6 separate regions of the Homo sapiens genome follow, and all the other regions are linked to region 6. A link is a contact called in ENCODE Hi-C data. All regions are on one chromosome and are shown on one strand. The core of a region is the stretch at or near the end of the contact, and the rest is flanking DNA. Distances in the headings are between cores, read along the strand shown.

The links. A loop is a pair of places that touch in the nucleus more often than their neighbours do. Pooled maps may share reads with other maps.
Region 1: a pooled map shows a loop between it and region 6 (7-fold over the local background). The contact joins two enhancer-like sites. A Hi-C loop is called at or near these places in 8 of 37 single-sample maps with no recorded cell type and 4 of 50 pooled maps.
Region 2: a pooled map shows a loop between it and region 6 (3-fold over the local background). The contact joins two enhancer-like sites. A Hi-C loop is called at or near these places in 9 of 37 single-sample maps with no recorded cell type and 5 of 50 pooled maps.
Region 3: a loop to region 6 is called in a pooled map, with 4 times the contacts of the local background. The contact joins the promoter of CXXC1 here to the enhancer-like site in region 6. A Hi-C loop is called at or near these places in 2 of 37 single-sample maps with no recorded cell type and 4 of 50 pooled maps.
Region 4: a loop to region 6 is called in a map with no recorded cell type, with 6 times the contacts of the local background. The contact joins the promoter of SKA1 here to the enhancer-like site in region 6. A Hi-C loop is called at or near these places in 6 of 37 single-sample maps with no recorded cell type and 4 of 50 pooled maps.
Region 5: a pooled map shows a loop between it and region 6 (4-fold over the local background). The contact joins the promoter of CFAP53 here to the enhancer-like site in region 6. A Hi-C loop is called at or near these places in 16 of 37 single-sample maps with no recorded cell type and 4 of 50 pooled maps.

The regions. Positions count from the first base shown.
Region 1 is chr18:50,313,850-50,317,227 of GRCh38, forward strand. No RefSeq gene overlaps it. Among named protein-coding and RNA genes, the nearest start is that of CXXC1, 28 kb to the left of the region's middle. Within about 2 kb of position 1,727, at least 3 of the 41 ENCODE cell types and tissues checked have a DNase peak (open chromatin) inside an H3K27ac peak, as active enhancers do.
Region 2 is chr18:50,354,755-50,358,176 of GRCh38, forward strand. LOC105372114 (a long non-coding RNA gene) reads right to left here. Exons shown (of 3, transcript XR_935466.3): 2 at 1,104-1,198. Among named protein-coding and RNA genes, the nearest start is that of SKA1, 19 kb to the right of the region's middle. Within about 2 kb of position 1,682, at least 4 of the 41 ENCODE cell types and tissues checked have a DNase peak (open chromatin) inside an H3K27ac peak, as active enhancers do.
Region 3 is chr18:50,285,851-50,289,060 of GRCh38, forward strand. It overlaps CXXC1 (CXXC finger protein 1), which reads right to left and starts at 1,842. Exons shown (of 15, transcript NM_014593.4): 1 at 1,737-1,842; 2 at 890-1,008; 3 at 689-789; 4 at 172-407; 5 at 1-78. The coding sequence starts at 1,739. RefSeq lists enhancers at 586-635, 1,456-1,575, 1,696-1,785, 1,896-2,265.
Region 4 is chr18:50,373,740-50,376,705 of GRCh38, forward strand. SKA1 (spindle and kinetochore associated complex subunit 1) reads left to right here and starts at 1,307. Exons shown (of 7, transcript NM_145060.4): 1 at 1,307-1,455; 2 at 2,081-2,179. The coding sequence starts at 2,092. LOC105372114 (a long non-coding RNA gene) reads right to left here and starts at 1,139. Exons shown (of 3, transcript XR_935466.3): 1 at 856-1,139. RefSeq lists a silencer at 1-94.
Region 5 is chr18:50,264,851-50,268,153 of GRCh38, forward strand. It overlaps CFAP53 (cilia and flagella associated protein 53), which reads right to left and starts at 1,645. Exons shown (of 8, transcript NM_145020.5): 1 at 1,486-1,645. The coding sequence starts at 1,554. It also overlaps a transcript of MBD1 not described here. RefSeq lists enhancers at 1,049-1,894, 1,241-1,370, 1,541-1,610, 3,237-3,303.
Region 6 is chr18:49,965,704-49,968,770 of GRCh38, forward strand. All of the region lies in intron 10 of MYO5B (myosin VB), which reads right to left. Among named protein-coding and RNA genes, the nearest start is that of SNHG22, 150 kb to the left of the region's middle. Within about 2 kb of position 1,686, at least 2 of the 41 ENCODE cell types and tissues checked have a DNase peak (open chromatin) inside an H3K27ac peak, as active enhancers do.

The sequences.
Region 1 (3,378 bases), core at 477-2,976, 350 kb after region 6:
TATGTAACCTATATATAGTACTCAGTTACAATTGTTTGTGTGTGTGTAACTATGTCTGTGTTGTAAAAATTATTCTACCAAAATGGGAATGGTAGGTAGAAAGTATATGCAGATAATTTTGTCTAACAATTTTGTCTTTCATTTTTGTCCAACAAATGCACTGTTTACCTTTTGCCACCGTACTCTCTGCCTCAGAGGGCTGACCTTTGTGGACTGTTTCATGAGTAGCCTTTGACTTTTGGCTTACAGCTGGTTTAATCACTGGGGAGGATCACCAGGAGACCTAGAGACTGGGAGGTGAATGAGGGAGGGTGGTTGCTGTCCTGGGAAGTGAATGAGGGAGGGTGCTTACTGTCCCAGATCTTTCCCTGTCGATTCTCTATGGGTTACCAAGTACCCTAGCAAATTTCACAGCTCCTCTCAGATGGCCCTCTCCCATACAGCTGTTCTCAATAGGTTTCCATAAACATTGCCTTCCAGGCTAGATGTAGTAATAGTTCCCTGGTGTTGCAAACTGTAGGGAACCTACTATTGCTTATTGCTTTCCCTAAATACTATCTGCACATTTTGCTGGAATTCTGACTGAGATATGTACTCCTTTTTCTTCAAATAGATTAACTCATGCTTTCAAGTCTTATAAATCTCTTATTACTAAATATTGGAGAAATTTCCTACCATAAAGCTCCTACATTGATTCACCTATATTGTTTAAATAAGAGGCCAATGCTCTAATTTCCAATTACCTCTGAGCCTCTCTGGCATCCAGCTCACATTATAGGTAGTCAGAATTTAAGATATCTTTCATTCATTGTTTGGGTTGGACATTTCATCTTCCCATAAGTAGAAACATTTCAACAAAAATGTGAAGTGTTGTGATATTTGCATCCTAACTTCAAATGGTTGAGAACAAAATTTTCAAAGAAAATGAGAATACAAAAATAAAAAAGTGATTAATCCATACATAGATAGAGATAAACAAATGAGGAAAATATTAGTTGGTAAATCTTGGTGTTCTATGTAGTAGCAGTATTCCATTTTTCTGCAAGTTTGAAGTCTTTCAAGTAAAATATTGAGCAGAAATATTGCTGTGAAGAAATTTTTGACTAGCCTGATTTTTCTATTGTGCATGATATTTTTTCTTTCTTGCTTTAAAGCTTGCACAAATATCTTTTTATTCTTGAAGTTCATTATGTCAATTAAATTGTGTTTCTGTGTTAAGAATCTTACGTTAAAATTTCTCAGAGCATGGCATTTTTTTTCCAGATGGTGGACAAGTGTGGTGCAGCTGTGTATTTACCTAATCTTTTTTCAAAGTCAGAATTATTAAAGATCTAGAATGAACAGAAAAGATTCAAATTAAGAGTGACTATTTGAGAGTCATTAAAAGTCTGTGAAACGAGGGGATGTCTGGGAGTGCAGCTGGGCGGCAGCATCATGACGTCACAGATGAAACACAAGCACTGGAGCCAGGGAAACTGACTCCTCCATTCAAATTCTGACTTTACCATTTGTCAGATGTGGAACCTTGGTCTGATAATGCAACATTTCTGAACCTCAGTTTCCCCATCTGTAATATGGGGTGAATCTCTGTCTTATAAGATTGATGACAGAATTAGAGACAAGGAATGTAGACACTTAGTCTGCAATAAGTAGACTTATTCAGTGGAGCTCAGTAAGTAATTGGTCATTATTTTTCGTACATTAAGGGCTAGGTTACTGAAACCTTACAAATGCTTTCAGAAATTGGCAGGAGGAAACCACACATGTGTACTCAAGCAAGGACACCACACGGAGATACTGTGTTAAGCAGTTAGGCAAGAATAGAGTCAACTAATCATAGCAAGCCTTCTCTCCTCCCCCTATATTACCTGAATGGAAGGAACACTAGAGAAACACAAATTTTTGCTGCAGCATTGCCTTTTCACACTTAGGTATATGTCATTATTCTAGAAGAACATGTACCAACAACATTTGCTTGTTCATTTAAGGCAGTTTTTGCTGCACCTTGTGAAATATCTGTTCCCACAGGTGGCTTTATTTCTTCACAAGTTTATTCGTTTCACTGTTGTAGTCTCAATATTAAAATTGTGTGGTACATTGAAATTGTCAAAAGACAGAAGTTAAGTTCCCTGCCTCATTGGTATGAGCCCATTTAATAAGTTTCCTGCAGAGTTTCTGAGATAATTGCCTTCTTTCTCTTTAGCTGGGTCTGATTATATAACAAGAATAGATCCTATAATGAGAGACTTTATGCAAACATTAGACATCATAATTCCTTTCAAGCAATTAATTACCCTCAAGATTAAGTAAATTGATGCAACACTTGATAAATGTTTCAATTAATTAATTAATTTGAAAATACTTTTATATACAAACCTGAGTACAGCCTTGTTTTTAGTGATGTGAAAGATATTTTCATGAAGGCAGAGGAAAAGAGTACTCAGAAAAAGAGTACTAGCAGGCCGGGTGTGGTGGCTCATGCCTGTAATCCCAGCACTTTGGGAGGACGAGGTGGGCAGATCACCTGAGGTCAGGAGTTCAAGACCAGCCTGGCCAACATGGTGAAACCCCATCTCTACTAAAAATAGAAAAAACTACTGAGTGTGATGGCGGGTGCCTGTAATCCCAGCTACTCAGGAGGCTGAGGCAGGAGAATCACTTGAACCTGGGAGGTGGATACTGTAGTGAGCCAAGATCGCACCACTCCACTCCAGCCGGGGCAACAGAATGAGACTCTGTCTCAAAAAAAAAAAAAAAAAAAAAGCTGTATGTATCAAAACAGTGTGGTAATGGCATCAGGCTGGACATATAGATTAATGGAATAAATTGAGAGTCCAGAAATAAACCCATACATCTACGGTCAATTGATTTTTGACAACAGTGCTAAAATCACTGGAAATCTGAAGTTTCATCTGGGAAGACAAATTGCTGGGCATGACTCCTATGGCTTAGGCCTGAATCACCTAGTTGCTTCTCCACTTATGTCTGGTCCCTGTGCTATAATGACCAGTAAAGTGTGTGCTTTAATGACACAGTAAAGTGTGTGCTGTCAATGACAAGAGTTACATATGGCCTCTCAATGTAGATTGGACTTCATCACAGCATAGTGACTTTGGAGTAGTCATAGTTTTATATGGCGGCTTAGGGCTACTGTGTGTATGTGTGAGCAAGTCAAAAGCTGTATAGCCTCTTATGAGCTAGCATTGGAAGTCACATAGCATCACTTCTACTATACTCAGTGGTCAAAGCAGTCAGAAACTCACGAACATTCAAGGTGAAGAGAAACAGACCAACCTCTTGATGGGAAGGGATTCAAAGAGTTTGAGGCCATTTTTTAAAACTACCAGAATGAAATTTTCAGCCATCACTTTGCAAGCA
Region 2 (3,422 bases), core at 432-2,931, 390 kb after region 6:
CCCATCTCTGCAAAAAATAGAAAAATTAACCAGGCATGGTAGCACATCCCTGTGGTCCCAGCTACTTTGGAGGCTAAAGTGGGAGGATTGCTTGAGCCTGTGAAGTTGAGGCTGCAGTAAGTCAAGATCATGCAATGCTACTGTAGTTCAGCCTGGGTGCAAGTCCTTGCCTAAAAAACAAACAAACAGACAGACAAAAAACCCAATGTAGTTACTTTTACCAGAGTAGTTCTTTCTTTCTTTTTTCTTTTCCTTAAAGAACTACTCTGGTAAAGGTAACTACATTGGTAAATACAAAAGCCACTATTATGTTTTTGCCTTGTAAATTTTCTTTTTGTTTCATATATAATTTAAAAGACAAATGCATAAAATTATTATAAATATGTGTTAATGGGAGACAATGTATAAAGATGTAATTTAGGAAGAGACAGCTGTATAGGAGCAGAGTTTTTGTATATTATTAAAGCTAACCTGATACAAATTTCAATTACAGTATTGAAATTTCTTCATAATGATAATAATTGTAATTATTTCTCAGTACCTGCACATTCTGTACCTGAGGATTTGACCAACCAAAGGTCAAAAATATTTGAAAAAAATCAACACAGATAATATGACTAGAAATCATATGGATTTGAAAAATAGTACAGCATAACCGCTATTCATATAACATTTACATTTTATTAGGCATTGTAAGTAATCTAGAGATGGTTTAAAGTATACAGGAAGATGTGTGTACATTATATGCAAATACTACACCATCTTATATATAGACTTGAGCATCTGAGGATTTGGGGTCCAAGGGAGGTCCTGGAACCAACCTTCCATAGATACAGAGAGATAACTATTGATTATTTTAAAAAAAAGTTAGGATGTTAATTGAAAGTACATGGCAGCTCCTAAGAAAATAATTTTTAAATATTCAGAAAAGAAAATTAGGAGGAAATCCAAACTTTGTATTAGAAAAAAATCAATTAAACAAGAAAGCAATATTGAAAGAATTGGGGGGAAAACATAACAAATATATAAAACTAAGAGCAAAGTAGCAAAAGTAAATCTTTCCTTATCAGTAATCACTTTAAATATAAATAACTGAAACTCACCAGTTAAAAGACAAAAACTGGCAGGATGGATTAAAAAATAAAAGCATGTTGTCTGCCCACAAGAGACTAACTTTAGGTCCAAAGATACAAATAGGCTGAAAATAAACAGACAGAAAATGATATTCCACACAAATAGTTGCCAAAACAGAGCTGGTATAACTACACTAATATCAGATGAAATAGACATGAAGTTAAAATTACAAAAGACAAGCAAATTCACTATTCATTGATAAAGGGTCAATTTATCAAGAAGATGTAACAATAATAAACATATATGCACTGCTATGATTTGGGCATGGTTTTGCTGTTGTTGTTGTTCCTGCCAAAGCTCGTGTTGAAACTTGATTCCCAATGTGGTAGTGTTGGGAGGTGGGGCCTAGTGGGAAGTGTTTGGGTCATAAGGGCAGATCCCTCATGAATGGCTTGGTGCTGTTCTCAAGATAGTCAGTGAGTTCTTCCTATTTTAAGACTGGATCTGGATTAGTTCTCACAGGAATTGATTAGTTTCTACAAGTGTGGTTGTTACAAAGCCAGGTCACCCCTCATGTTTCTCTTTCTTCACACGTCTGCTTCCTCTTTGCCCTTCTCTGTCATGTTGTGACTCAGCACAGAAGCCCTTGCCAGAGCCAGGGTCATGCCATTGAGATCCTCAGCCTGCAGAACCATGAGCTAAATAAAACTCTTTTCTTTATAAATTACCCAGTCTCAGGTATTCTTTTATAGCAACACAAAAGGGACTGAGACATGCACCAAACAACAGAACTCCAAAATGTATGAAGCCAAAAAAATGACAGACTTGAAGGGAGAAATAGACAGTTCTGCAATGCAGTGGGTTGACATCCTGGGACTGCTGCTCCTGGTGGTAGGGGTTGACAGGACAAGCTATCTGCCCACATGGTGCTCACGGACTAGCAGAGGAGGCAGTGACAACTGCTGTGAAATAGTAGTGAGTGTTAAGAAGAAAGATGGGGAGAGGCACGTTAGGCAGAGTGAGGAAGTGAGAGAGATAAGGCAGGAGGGGTGTTGCAGAGCAGGTGAGAGAGGGGTATCCTAAGCAGGTGGCATTGGCAGAGAAGGCTGGGAATGGTCTACACATCCCATGTTTGTTTCTGAGTGGTGGGATAATGAATTTTTTGTTTTATTCTTTATATTTTTCTGTGTGTGTGTGTGTGTGTGTGTGTGTGTGTGTGTGTGTTTGAGACAGGGTCTCTCTTTGTCACTCAGGCTGGAGTGCAGCAGCACAATCTCTACTCACTGCAGCCTCCACCTCCTGGGTTCAAGTGATTCTCGTGCCTCAGCCTCCTGAGTAGCTGGGATTACAGGTGTGTACCACCACAGCTGGCTAATTTTTAAATTTTTTATAAAGTCAGGGTCTCACTATGTTGCCCAGGATAACATTTTCAATTAAAAACATGTGCTACTTTGATTTTCAGAAAAAGGGAGTGCTTAAAAAGAGAGCGAAAGTTCAACTTCATAAACTTGAAGAGCACTGCTGACTTCCTACCTGTGGCCACGTAGTCCTAGCTGCGTTTTTCTGGTGGCTTCCAGAAGAATGGCACTGCCCTGCCACCTTGTGGCCATGTGGCAAGTAAACCTTCCAGCCAGCATTACAATAAAGCCAAAATCTGTTTTCTCACGTTTGAGGAAGATGACAAATATTCAGCATTCTAAGTAAGCTATGATTTGGATGGAGCTTTATTGATAGCACTCAGAGATAACGTGTTCTGCTTTATGGTAATACTTCATCCTTTTGGCATCATCAAGAAACAGCCTCTCTACTCAAAGCTTAACTCTTAAGGACCTACATAAAGATTATCTGAACATTCTTATTCATTTCTTACAGAGTGTATTGAACACAAAAACCTTTCCTTTAGAGCTCATGATTTTTAAAAACAATATCTCCTCAATGCAAAGATAAGTTCAATCCATCACCAGGAAGAGCCCAGGCTTAGCTCATAGGAAATACAAGTGAATCCAGGGATGGTGGAGAATTTTTTTTTTCTTTTTCTTTTGTTATTTATTTATTTGTTTGAGACAGGGTCTTTCTCTGTCAACCAGGCTGGAGTGCAGTGACACCATCATGGCTTACTGCAGCCTCATCCACCTGGGCTCAAGCGATCCTCCCATCTCAGCCTCCTGAGTAGCTGTGACTACAGGTGCGTGCCACCACTCCTGACTAATGTTTGTATTTTTTTTAAGAGACCTGGTTTCACCATGGTCCCCAGGCTGGTCTTGAACTCCTGAGCTCAAGCAATACGCTGGTAGGGCTTTTTCTTATTGTTACCCTCTGTATTGATTTGTTCAGGTTGCCAAAACAAA
Region 3 (3,210 bases), core at 592-3,091, 320 kb after region 6:
CTCAGTGCGCCGACATGCCTCACACTCACCACACATGCGGGCTGACCGTTTGATCTGCTGCTGCTGCTGCTGGTGATGCTGCAGGAGGGGGCCCAGAACAGAAATCATGGACCCAGGCAGGGCTGAAACGGAACCACTTTACACATCCATTCACTTTATGCAGCCACTCACCTGGCTGGGTGTGGCCACCAAGGGCTGCGGAGAGGATTTGTGGGGCGAAGCAGAGCCCCGAGCAAGCATGGCCCCAACCCCTGTCCCTGACCCTGCCCGGCGCTGCAGGTCTGGATCAGGGACAGGCCTCTTGCGCCCTCCACCCTCATCCCGGGGCTCACTGCTGTCCCGCTCATTGCCATCCCGCTCCCGTGACTTCTTGTGCCGATAGCGAATCTCTAGCTTGGGGTCTTTCTCTGTGGGGCAGAGAGTAGGGCCAAAGTGAGTGAGCACTGGATGGCTTGAATGGTCCCAAAACCTCTTTCTTCCTCTTCGCTCCCTTACTGACCCACCCACCTACTCTGCACCCCTGTCCAGGGCAGAGCTGCCTCTTCCCGTGGGATCTTCTATTACTCACAATGGAGCCCCATTCCAGCTCACCACAGACGTGTATCACTAATCCCCATAACCCCCCCTTGTGGCTCCTCCTCCTCCCTTGAAGCCCCACCTGCCTTCCCTGTCCATCCATGGCCCTCACCTCTGCACTCCCGACAGTACCACTCCCGGATGGCCTTGGCCATCTTCTCAGTGATCCGGATGCAGTCCCCATGGAACCACTCATTGCAGTTGTCACACCCGCTGCAGAGGATGGGGCAGGCGATGGAGATGTGAGGGGCGCGGCCCATCGGCCTCACCCCACCCTGCCAGTGTCAGCCCCGCCCATCTCTCCCGCGCTCACATCATGAAGCAGTTGATGTCCGGTTTGCGGCAGATGCAGTAGATGGGCGCATTCTCCCCATTCTCGGACTTGCTGTCCTCCCCGGCATCTGGAGGCTCTGGGTCTGAACCATCTCCCTCCTGCAGGACACCCCCATTACGGATCCTTAAGCAGCCCCCACCGTGGCGGCTCATCCCCCCATTACAACTCCACCGTGGTCAGCAGGGATCCCCACTCTGCCTGCAGATTTCACATCGGGGCCCCCAAAAAACCTCTCCATCACAGTCCCCACTGACCCCCATCCCTTCCTCTGACATCCTATTACTCTGCTCCATACTTCCCATCACGCACCCACCGACACCCGCTCCCTGCGTCCACACTCGCTAATGGGTCATGGCGACCCTCCATCGTGGCGCCTCACAGACCCCGCGTAACTCACTGCGGACTTCCCATCGCGGTTCTCCACGCACCCCTCCCTGTTTATCTCATAGACCCACCTGGCACCCGCACCCACCCCCAGTCGCGGCTGTCCACGGATACCCGGACACGGACTCCTCGTCACGGCTCACTACAGACCACTCAATGTGACTCCTTACAACCCGCTTATCCCTCTGCCCTAAGAACCCCCGATCATGGTTTCCCACGGAACTGCCACACGGAGTCCCCACTAAACTTCTATTAAGGAGCCCCCCACCGTGGCTCACCATAGAACTCCCAGATGGTTCATCATTCTGCCCATAGACTCCCGCCGTTCAGTCCACAGACTCCGGTTATGGCTCACCACAGACCCCTGAGTCGGCCGACAGACCCCACTGTTGCCAACCGACCGACCTCCACCGCCGAACCCCTCCCTGGACCCGCTACTTACCATATCTCCGCTCCCGGCGCACTCCCTCACGACCCCCGCCAGCGACCCGCGAACCTGCACAGACCACTCGGCGGCGTCCCAGGCGGTTGCAAAGGCGCCCACAACTACTTCCGCTTCTAGTCACGCCTCCCAGGCAGCGTACTCCTATTGCGCAGGCCCCATGCGTCGTCTCCGCTGCAAACCAGTAGGTGGCCGGCCTAGAGCCCCCAAGACCCCTCAGGCGCCGCCATCTTGCTTATCGTATCCGTATGGTGGCCGAATCCATATGTTCGCCGGGAACATGGCCGCGCTCTAATGTGGCTTTCCCGAGGGCGCCGCCACCTTGTCAGTAGAGTCCGTACGGCGGCTGCTTGTACGGCCTCGACGTACAGGCAACATGGCTGCACCTACTGCGTGACTTCCTCATAGATGCCGTCATCTTGGAATCCGATTCCGTACGTGGGTCGAATTCCGTACGTTCCTAGGCGACATATGACGGCGACCTAATTGCGGATTCTTCACGGGCGCCGCCATCTTGGTGGTTGATTCCGTACATTGCCCGTTTGTCAGGCAGAGAGGTTCACAGGTAAAGTGACCGCTTCCGAAGCACGACCTGGATCAAGTTGTATTCATTCCTCCATTCAGTCTCTTTCCCCTTCCACATGTATTAATGGGGCGTCGGCAGGCTGTGTGCCTTGCGGGGCGGAGGAAACCAGTTCCTCTGTCGTCTCCGACTTCACCTGCCACCACTCTTTCCGGCTTTTACTCCTCCCACTTGTCATTCTTCTGCCAGGCCTGGCACGGTTCGGCTTCTATTTATTTTATTTTTATTTAAAAACAATTCTTAAACTAATATCAAATCTTATTTTAGTTCTATAAGCTGCACAATAAGCCTAAACACAGTTTACTTATCCATTTCTTTATTGTTTAGCATTTAGAACATTTTCAAATATTATTCTAAATAAAGTTGCAACGAACATTCTTAAACATAGATCTGTATGCTCATCCCTGATTATTTCTTGTGAAATGTGATATACAAATTTACAAATATACAAATGTGATATACCAGGTGTAACTCTGGTTAACAGCTGTAAGATGGAGCCTGGAAGCCAGGCTTTATTTATTTATTTATTTATTTATTTATTTATTTTATTTATTATTTATTATGTATTTATTTATTTATTTTTATTTATTTACTTATTTTTTGAGACGGAGTTTCACTCTTGTTGCCCAGGCTGGAGTGCAATGGCGCGATCTCAGCTCACTGCAACCTCCGCCTCCCGGGTTCAAGCGATTATCCTGCCTCAGCCTTCCGAGTAGCTGGGATTACAAGCATGCACCACCATGCCCGTCTGATTTTTTTTGTATGTTTAGTAGAGATGGGGTTTCACCGTGTTGGCCAGGATGGTCTGGATCTCCCGACCTCAGGTGATCCGCCCGCCTCGGCCTCCCAAAGTGCCGGGATTACAGGCGTGAACCACCGCGTGCCTGGCCC
Region 4 (2,966 bases), core at 57-2,556, 410 kb after region 6:
ACATGCCTCTTGCTCGTTTCTGCTGCCTGGGAGAAAGACCTGAGGACAGGGGCTGGCAGCCTGAAGGTCCAAGTGCATAATAATAGCGCAGTGGAGCCAAGGGATGGACAGAACCTGGCGGTGCCACCACTCCAGCCTTGGGTGCTTTTCCCTCCTTTTCAACAGGGAGAATTAAACTTTTGTTTTTCTTATTTTAAATTTATATTTGCTCTTAAGTGGCAGGCCAGGTCTCACTAACAGCTGAACAGACAGGCCTCCGTAACCACTGTTTCAGCACTAGTTAAGTTAAATATTAAAAGCTGAAAGAGCCAGTGTCTTTATAGAAAGGCTGGTATGTAACAAAAGCCCACCAAGAGTTTTGCCCAGGCCTTTCCTGGTCCTTGAAGCATGAGAAAATAAAGAAGGAATTCTTAACAGGACCTGTTCAAGATTAAACAAGTTTTTATTGGGGGTCTGAAGAAACTCCCCCAGACCTCCACAAACAAGTTTATCGGGGGTCTGAAGGAACTGCCCAAACCTTCATGATTTAGCAGGAGACAAGATAAGGGTAATCACCTCTGGCACCTGCAGCCATCTAGATTAAGTAAATTTACTTAAATAAAGACCTTCCTTAGGACTGATCTTAGTTATAGATTAGAAACAGTTAATCATTTACGTCTTTACACACATGCACACTTACATGTAGACAGATAGTTTAGAAGGTATATAAGCTCTGGAAAACTTTGTAATTTTGAATCGATTTGGCGATATTTTCCAGGCCTTTTCCCTGTACCCGGTTACCGAAATAAACTCTTCTTTCCCAGTTCATCATGAGAATAAGCAGCCCAACCCCTGGTTTGGCCCGGGAACACTTACAGAGGCTGTCTAAGACCCAGAAGACAGGGTCACTGTTTCTTCCACACAAACTTAGCTGCTCTTTGGAATTTTCTGGGGTGTTTTTATAAATACTAAGGCTTGTGCCTCATTTCCCCAGTGTCTGATTTCACCGACTTGGGGTGTACTCTAGGCACTGAGACTTGTAATAGCTGCCCCTGGTGACTCTAAGGTGCAGCAAATGTCAAAGACCAGGACTTGGTGACGCCAGGTCCCTGGCTGGGCTGCGGTCAAGACTGCATGACCTGCTGAAATCTCCCCAGACTGGTTAGCGCGGAAAGAGCACCTCCGGGTTACCCTTTCGTCCGGAAGCCCCGCCTTCGCCGTCGCCCCGCCTTTCCCCGGCTCGGCCACCCCTCCTTCCCGCCCAGCTGTGGCCCCGGATGACGCAAACCGGGAACAGCGGCTGAGCCTGCGCTTCGGAAGCATGGATGTGCGCCTGCGCTGCGCTAGGGCGCGGCGGGCGGTTTGAATTTTGCTTACAGAGTCCCGTCTCACCATCCTGGGCTTCCAACGGAGACTGCGGTATCCGCAGCTGGAGACCCAGCGGCGAGTAGCCTTTTGCTCCCGGACGGACTTGAGGTTGGAGTCTGTGTGTTGGGGACCCTGCCTTTGGAAGCGCCCGAGGTAGCTGCTTGGCAGCTGGGGGCCGCGGACCGCGCCGGGCTTGGGGGAGGACGGGGCTGGAGGCTGGGTTGGATGCTTTAGACCCTCCCCTTCTCTCTCACCGGCGGAGTGGGTGGGAAACTGGTTCTTTCCCATTTCTCGGCCTCCTTACCGATCCCAAACTGTAAAGCCCCAACCCCTCACAGCACAGGAAAAATGATTACCTGGGCCCATTTCTTTGACAGTGTAACACATTTTTAAAAAATGTGTCCTTATTTTGCGTGTTTAAAGAAAATACCAATGTTGTCTTTATATACAAATAGTGCGTTTGTCCTCCTGAATCCTTAAGGAAAGGACCCAGGCTTATCCTCTTTCCCCTGGTTTGGGATCCATCGATGGCCTAAGGCTCTAAGACAAGTCAGTACGGTACCGTGGTTAGAAACTGAATGTTGTAGAAATGAAAGAAATTGCTCTTGAATTTTTGTGCTTAACCTTCAAAGACATGTGATTTACTTGACATTGACCATTCTTGGATTTCGAAAGTGAACAGAAATTTGTGTGGCTTTTCTTGTTACGAATATGTTTATGTTTTTTTCTTCAGAGGCTTAAAGGATGGCCTCGTCAGATCTGGAACAATTATGCTCTCATGTTAATGAAAAGATTGGCAATATTAAGAAAACCTTATCATTAAGAAACTGTGGTAAGTAAAACAGATTCCACTGACTTTGTATATACAAAATGCATTTTGATTATTCCACTCTGAATGATATCTTTGCTTGGTTAAGTGACTGCATCTTAGGTAATTTTAGATTTTTGCATAACGATTTTTTAAATAGTCCAATGTCATTTTGAATATTGTGGAGGATACTAAAAATGTAAGGTACATTGAACAATGAACTGAATATTCATTAGAATTATTTACTTATGTTTTTCTGAGACACATAGGCCAATGGTGAGATTTGAAGGTTATGTGGCATCCATGGTTCTACAGCTAAATAGAGATACAGTCATGCGTTCCTTAATGATGGAGATGTGTTCTGACAAAAGCGTTACATGATTTTGTCGTTGTGCAAACATCACATCATAGAATGTACGTAAATGTACACAAACCTAGATGGTATAGCCTACTACATATCTAGGCTATATAGCCTATTGCTCCTAGGCAACAAACCCGTATAGCATGTGACTGTACTGAATACCTTAGGCAAGTGTAACACAATGGTGAGTATTTGTGTATCTAAACATAGAAAAGATACAGTAAAAGATTAAAAATGGAACACCTGTATAGGCCACTTACCATTGATGGAGCTTGCAGAACTGGAAGTTGCTGTGGGTGAGACAGTGACTGTGAGGGCCTAGGACATCACTGTATACTACTGTAGGCTTTATAAGTACTATACACTTATGCTACACTAAATTTATAAAAAATGAAAAACTTTCTTCAATAATACATTAACCTTAGCTTACTATAACTTTTTTACTTAATA
Region 5 (3,303 bases), core at 395-2,894, 300 kb after region 6:
AGAACCCAAAGTAGATCTTCTGTCCTTCATGAAGTGTGTTTATAATTATCACCTTGAACCCTACAGCCTACTTATGTGTCCCATCTACTGCTTTCCAGCTCCAGATCTTACAGTACTTGGACCTAAAGAAGGAGCAGGTCTATAGGTTGACTGAAGTTTGCTATGTGCACTGTGGAGCATAATAAAACTGTATCACTGATCTTTCATCCATCAACTGACATCACAGACAATATAGCACATCATTATTTACCGTGCTAACCTTTAGTGGTTTCATTCTACCTAAGTTTTTTTTTGCAATTGGATTACAAGTTGAGCACCCCTAATTTGAAAATCTGAAATCTGAAATGCTCCAAAATCTGAAGCTTTTTGAGCACCCACATGATGACATAAGTGGAAAATTTCACACCTGACCTCATGTAAGGGGTCACAGTCAAAACACAAGCAAACAACACATATTTATTCAGCATCCCCAAGGGGAAAATAAAATTACCTTCGAGGTAATGAAATATAAATAAATTCTGTGTTTAGACTTGGGTCCCCTCCCCAAGATATTGCATTATGTATATGCAAGTATTCCAAAATCCAAAAAAAAAATCTGAAATCCTAGACATCTCTGGTCCCAAGCATTTCAGATAAGGGATACTTGACTTGTATAAGCTCCTTGAAGGGAGGGCTCAGGCTTCAATAAAGAGTTAACCTTCCAGGATCATTGTATCCACCCCTGTATCTCCCACAATACTGCGCACACAGCAGGGGCTCAAGCAATAACTCTGCCTACATGTTAGTTTTCTGGTGGGTAGAAACTAATTTGTAGAAACAAAAAAATCTACATGTATGGACCAATAGTGTCTGAGGTTCTCAGCAGGAACCATCAAATTCTGCAGCAAGCACATTTTCCTGGCCTACTACCACTCCAGCCTTAGAGGCAGGCACCTGAGTTTTTCCCAGGTCTGAAGGGACACTTCTGTCCAGCAATGGTTACTGGTTGAGTTGGCACAGGAAAGGCGTTGGGTGCTATAACCACTCACAACCTAATTCCCCTTCCTCAGACGATTTTCCTAGGAGTGAAAGACCAGCTCCAAATCATAGGCCCGCCCTGCCCCCAGATCTGTCTCTGGGCCGGGTGCCCTTTCCATAACACACACTCGCCACTGCATGGGGGACAGACATCCTTCCGGTGTCTTGGAGACTGAAAAACCCTAAGATCCCTAGTGGTGATTCTCCAAAAACAGAACCTAAATATTATAACTTTGGGGGCAGATGAAAGGCTGTAAGGATGAAAACAGAGGGAGATGAGTGGGTGAGAGGTGGGGTAGATAGGTGAGCGACCTTATCTTCCTTCTTTCAAAATTCAACCCACTGCATCAGGCGACACCCGTTCCCCTCGAGAAGGCCCCGGGTGGGGGCCGAAGTGGGATAGGCCAGGCCTGGAGTGCGGAGAGATGGAGAAAGCTGTAGGGTCTGGCAGACATATCCTGTGCTTACCACGATCACCACTTTGGGGGTGGGGCCCTTAACCTCCCGCTGTACGGTGCCAAACCGCTGGCTGTACATTTTCGAGTCCCCTTCGGGACGGGGGCGGCGTCCGCCGCGTTTCCCCCAACCGTGGCGACCTGCGGGACCCGCTTCCGCGACGCAGAAGTCTGGTTGCCATGGTGCGCCTCGCGGGATTAGGGGCCGGTAGAGGTGGGCGGGTCGGGCGGAAGTCGGTCTGGTCACCATGGGGGCCGCAGACGCCTGCACTCGGGACTTCCTCTTCCAGCTGAGAAGCTGAGCCTGCGCAGTCCTCACCCCGCCCCTCGGCCAAATCCCGCCGACCTTGCTCCCTTCCTCCAGGGTTCATCAGAATGGCAGAAAAAACCTCTAGCCCAAGAAAAATCAAAGCTCTAATTACAATTCCAGTTGACTTTGCTATTTATATCTTGTAATGGTCTAAAAGTATGAAAAAGGTTAGCGAACATTTTTTGGGAAGCTTAAATTTTGCACTATCTGTAGGTTAATCTTGATGACGGTAATAATCACAGGAAAACCTTATATTTGTGTAGTTCTTTACAATTTCCAAGATATTTTCACACACACAGCCTTTTAACCTCACAGATTTTTTCTGAGACAAGGTCTCGCTCTGTCGCCCAGGGTGGAGTGCAGTGGCGTGATCATGGCTCCCTGCAGCCTCGTCCTCCTGGGCCTCAGCCTCCAGAGTATCTGGGACTACAAAGCCTGCGCCACCACGCCCTGCTAATTTAAAAACAAATTTTGAAGAGACAGGGGGTCCCGCTATGTTGCTCAGGCTGGAACTCCTGCTCCTGGGTTCAAGCGATCCTCCCCACTGCCCCTCCCGCCGGCCTCCCAAAGTGTTGGAATTACAGGGTGCGCTACCGCGCGTGGCCGCAAATATCTTACAGGGTTGATAGAATAGCAAGTAATACTATCCTTATTTTCCAGCTAAGGCAAAGCTCAGGGAGCCTAAGTGCCTTGTCAAACCAAATAACCAGTAATAATAATAATTTTTTAAAACCTGTTAATAAAATCTTCCTATTTGCCATTGGCAGAAACCAGGGCTTAGACTCAGGATATCCTAGGATGGGGGCAGATCAAATGGACTAGTGGGGCAGTGGCACGACCTGGTGGAGCATAATTAAGAGTCTGAGGGTCACAGTGGACCAGGGTCAGGATGTGGATCAGAAGTCCAGTAACTGGTTTCTGAGAATCAGGATCCAGGCAGAACAGGAAACACAAATCAGGGAACCAGGACGGACCTGCAGCACAGGTGGTAACCACAGTTGCATTTCCAGTCAAGAGCAAGGTGGTAATACCTAAAAGCCAATTAAGAATGACACTGTGATACTCCCATTCTAAAGTGGGGGTGAGCATAGAACACTTGTGAGCACATGCAACAAATCAGTACCTACGTCAAACTGACATATAATAAGTACAACTAATGTGTATGCCCTCTTAAGGACGCAATTTACTGTAAATTAGCATTCCTTAATCATTTGTAAACCACCCACTTCGGATTTTGTATGTGGTATGTTTCTAAATACGAATTCCATTTCCTGAATTGCTGGTTCAGCTTTTCAGCCACGAAATAATGTTTTTCTTCTCTTTTAATAATTCTGTCATTTTGTGTTCTTTTCTATAACGGTTCTTTCAATTGCAGTTCAGTAAAATACGCATTTGCATTTACTAAGAGTTTACGTGGCCTGAAACAGAAAACAAACAAATTAGGTGGTCGTCTCGGTTTCCTGGAGTGTCCAGAGGGGCGGTTCTTTGATCTTCGAGTCCAACGGGCTCCGGGCCCGCCCG
Region 6 (3,067 bases), core at 436-2,935:
AGAGGCAGTGTGTGAACCCAGACAGTCTGATTTCTGAGACCACAGTCTTAATTCAGAGAGGAGGAGAAGTTTCATGAAAAAGGAAAAACAGATGAGGTGGAAGGGCTGTGAATATGGAGGATGATGTCCTAGAAGGAGGTATTTGAGCTCATAGTGAATGGGAAAGGGCCAGTAATACCAACGAGGTAATAGCGATGGACACAGGCTCCATTCAGCCCACTCCATGTCTCTACCCTTTCCATTCTTCAGTACAACTAAATTTTCTCAGTGTCATACATACAAAGTGTCATGCAAGCCCTTCCAAATAGAGCATAGTCCCTCAGTACCACCCCAGAGAGAAATGTTGCAGCTGGCCCTGATGGGGGCTGAGGATGGTGGTGGTGGAGAGATAGCACCTGTGCAGAGGGAACACCACAGATAGAGGCATCAGATACCCAAAGGGGCCGGGCCGGTGCCCAGAATACATCAGGCTTCTCCCACCCTGGTGCTCACCTCCCCCATCAGGAGGAGTAGGAAATCATTTAGAGATTAAATGAGTCAACTGCTTGGAGACAAACCACATTAAAGCACAGCCTTTGGCCATGCCCACGTGTGAGAAATAATTCTAGGTTGAAAAAACAAGATCAAAGATGTAAAGTGTATGCTGGGATGAAGGAGGCCACCCCTGTGCACTCCAGACCAAGCAGGAGAAGCACTGTGTCTGCCAGTCACTGCCTTGAATTGGGGCCCTTCCAGCCCAGATGATAGTCTTAAAGACTGAGCTATGTCCCTTAGAACCTTACTGCCTTCCCCGATCCTCCACCCTGAGAGAAGCTGCTGATGGCAGCCAAGCCCCAGAGGAAATTGAATTAATAAAACCTAGGTGGGAGATAAAAGAGCCACCCCAGCAATTGGCCAGATAATAGCAATTGGGTGTGCTGGCAGAGCTGTGCTAAGCTCCACAGAGGATTTAAATATCTCAGACTTGTCATTTTCTAAAGGTTTACACTGGTAGCACTCCACAAAGAACATTCTCATTAATTTGAGATGGACTGAAATTAGCTTGTAATTTTCCTATTTCTAAGATATTATCTGGTAACAATTCCTGTGCCATCTAGCATAATTACTTAAATGCCGGAGGCCCAGAAATGAATGAGGGGCTCGGGCAGCTTGGGGAAACATCTAAAATGACAGACCTCAGAAAGCCACAGTTGGGGAGATTGGGTAACTTTTCCTTTACAATGGAATTATATTTATAGTAATTCCTCCCATCAACAGAGAAGACTTTTTAAAATAAACACAATGAATCAATTTATAGTTCACAACATTAAAGTGTCACAAAGAAATTTATATGCTAAAGAGAACTGAATTTCTCTTGTAAAATCAGTGTTGAAAATATTTAAACCAGAATCCTTGGGCCGGAGGAAGGTCAAAACATAGAGTAAGAATCGATGCTGAAATGTGGCATCTGGTCTCTCGATGGCACAATGATCACACTGTTTCCATTTCTATTTTCATAGTCGAAAAGTATACAATTTCCTTCTCATTCTACCTTAACTTCAGAGTGTAGTAAGGGACACAGATGCCTCTACAAATAAGGTAGTGTCCGTTGGAAAGTGAAACTGCAATAAAAAGTCAATTAGTCACTAAGTTAATGATCAACCTCCTTGAATCTCTCACTCCATGACCTGGAGAGAGAACAGAGAGGCAGTGAGATGCTTTGAAGATTGGGAAACTCTACGTTCCCCTGGCACAGGTCAAAGGAACTAAAATCTCCTAGCTCAGCCTGGTCTTTCCAATTTATAAAGCTCACTCTCCAGCATTCTGCCTTTGGTAGACTGAAAAGATGGACTACAGATTAGATACAGACGATAGCTTCCAGGGAATGATTATTAGAAGTCACACAGAAAATATAACATGGAGAAATTCTCCCTGGAGAAGCCTTTAAAAGCAGGGCCATCATGCATTGAGGTCAGAGAAATGATCCAGACATCCTTTCAAGGTCCCTTTCCATCTTGAAGCCTATAAAATCTCACAAGGCCACCCTGGGTCTGTCAGAGAGGCCAACCCTTCTGATCTCTTTACTGAACAACCTCGGGATGCTGGCTGTACCTTGGAATGGTGGGGCCTGCATTCCGCTCAGGTGCTTCTCTGTGCCTAGATGCCCCCACCCAGGACTAGTTTTTTTAGACAGAACACAATCCCAGGCACTGTTCACACCCCAAGGCGAAGGTCAGTTATTCTTCTTGAGGACCTAAATCCACTCAGTTTGCCAAATGCTCCAATTCCCAGCTCGTCTTCAGGCCTGAAACTCCAATGCAGGACAGGAAAACATCCACTGTATGGCGATCCTCTCCCAACCTAACAGCCAACTGTCCCAAACTATGAAGGCTGTAAAGATGAGCAAGTCACAGTCCCTGCCCAGAAGAGCTACTGGGCAGATGACAGGAAACTAGTACATGAGAGCCTCCCCAAGGAATAGAAATTGTATGTGTTGTAGGCTTTTAAAAGACAATGAGGCCATAGTGTTCCCAAACCAAACTGAGGGTCGGGCTGCTTATTCTCGTGGCCCAATAACAAGATGCAGATGAGCTGGGGAGGAAAAGAGTTTTTACTTTCTGCAACCAGTTACAGGGAGAAGGCCTGGAAATTATCGCCAGCCCAACTCAAAATTACAAAGTTTTTCAGAGCTTATATACCTTCTAAGCTGTATGTCTACATGTAAGTGTGCATTCATCCAAAGACATAAGTGATTAACTTCTAATCTATAACTAAGATCTGAGTCTTGAAGACTTTCCTCTGGAGCCTCAGTAAATTTACTTAATCTAAATGGGTCCGGGTGCTGGGGTGATTACCCTTATCTTGTCTCCTGCTAAATCACGGAGGTTTGGGGAGTTCCTTCAGGCCCCCCAATAAACTTGTTTCTAGAGGCCTGGGGAGTTTCTTCAGACCCACAATAAAACTTGTTTAATCTTAAACGGGTCCTGTTAAGAATTCATTCCTTATTTTGTCATGCTTTAAGGCCCAGGAAGGGCCTAGGCAAGACTCTTGGTGGGCTCTTGTTACATTCCAGCCTTTGTATGAGGGC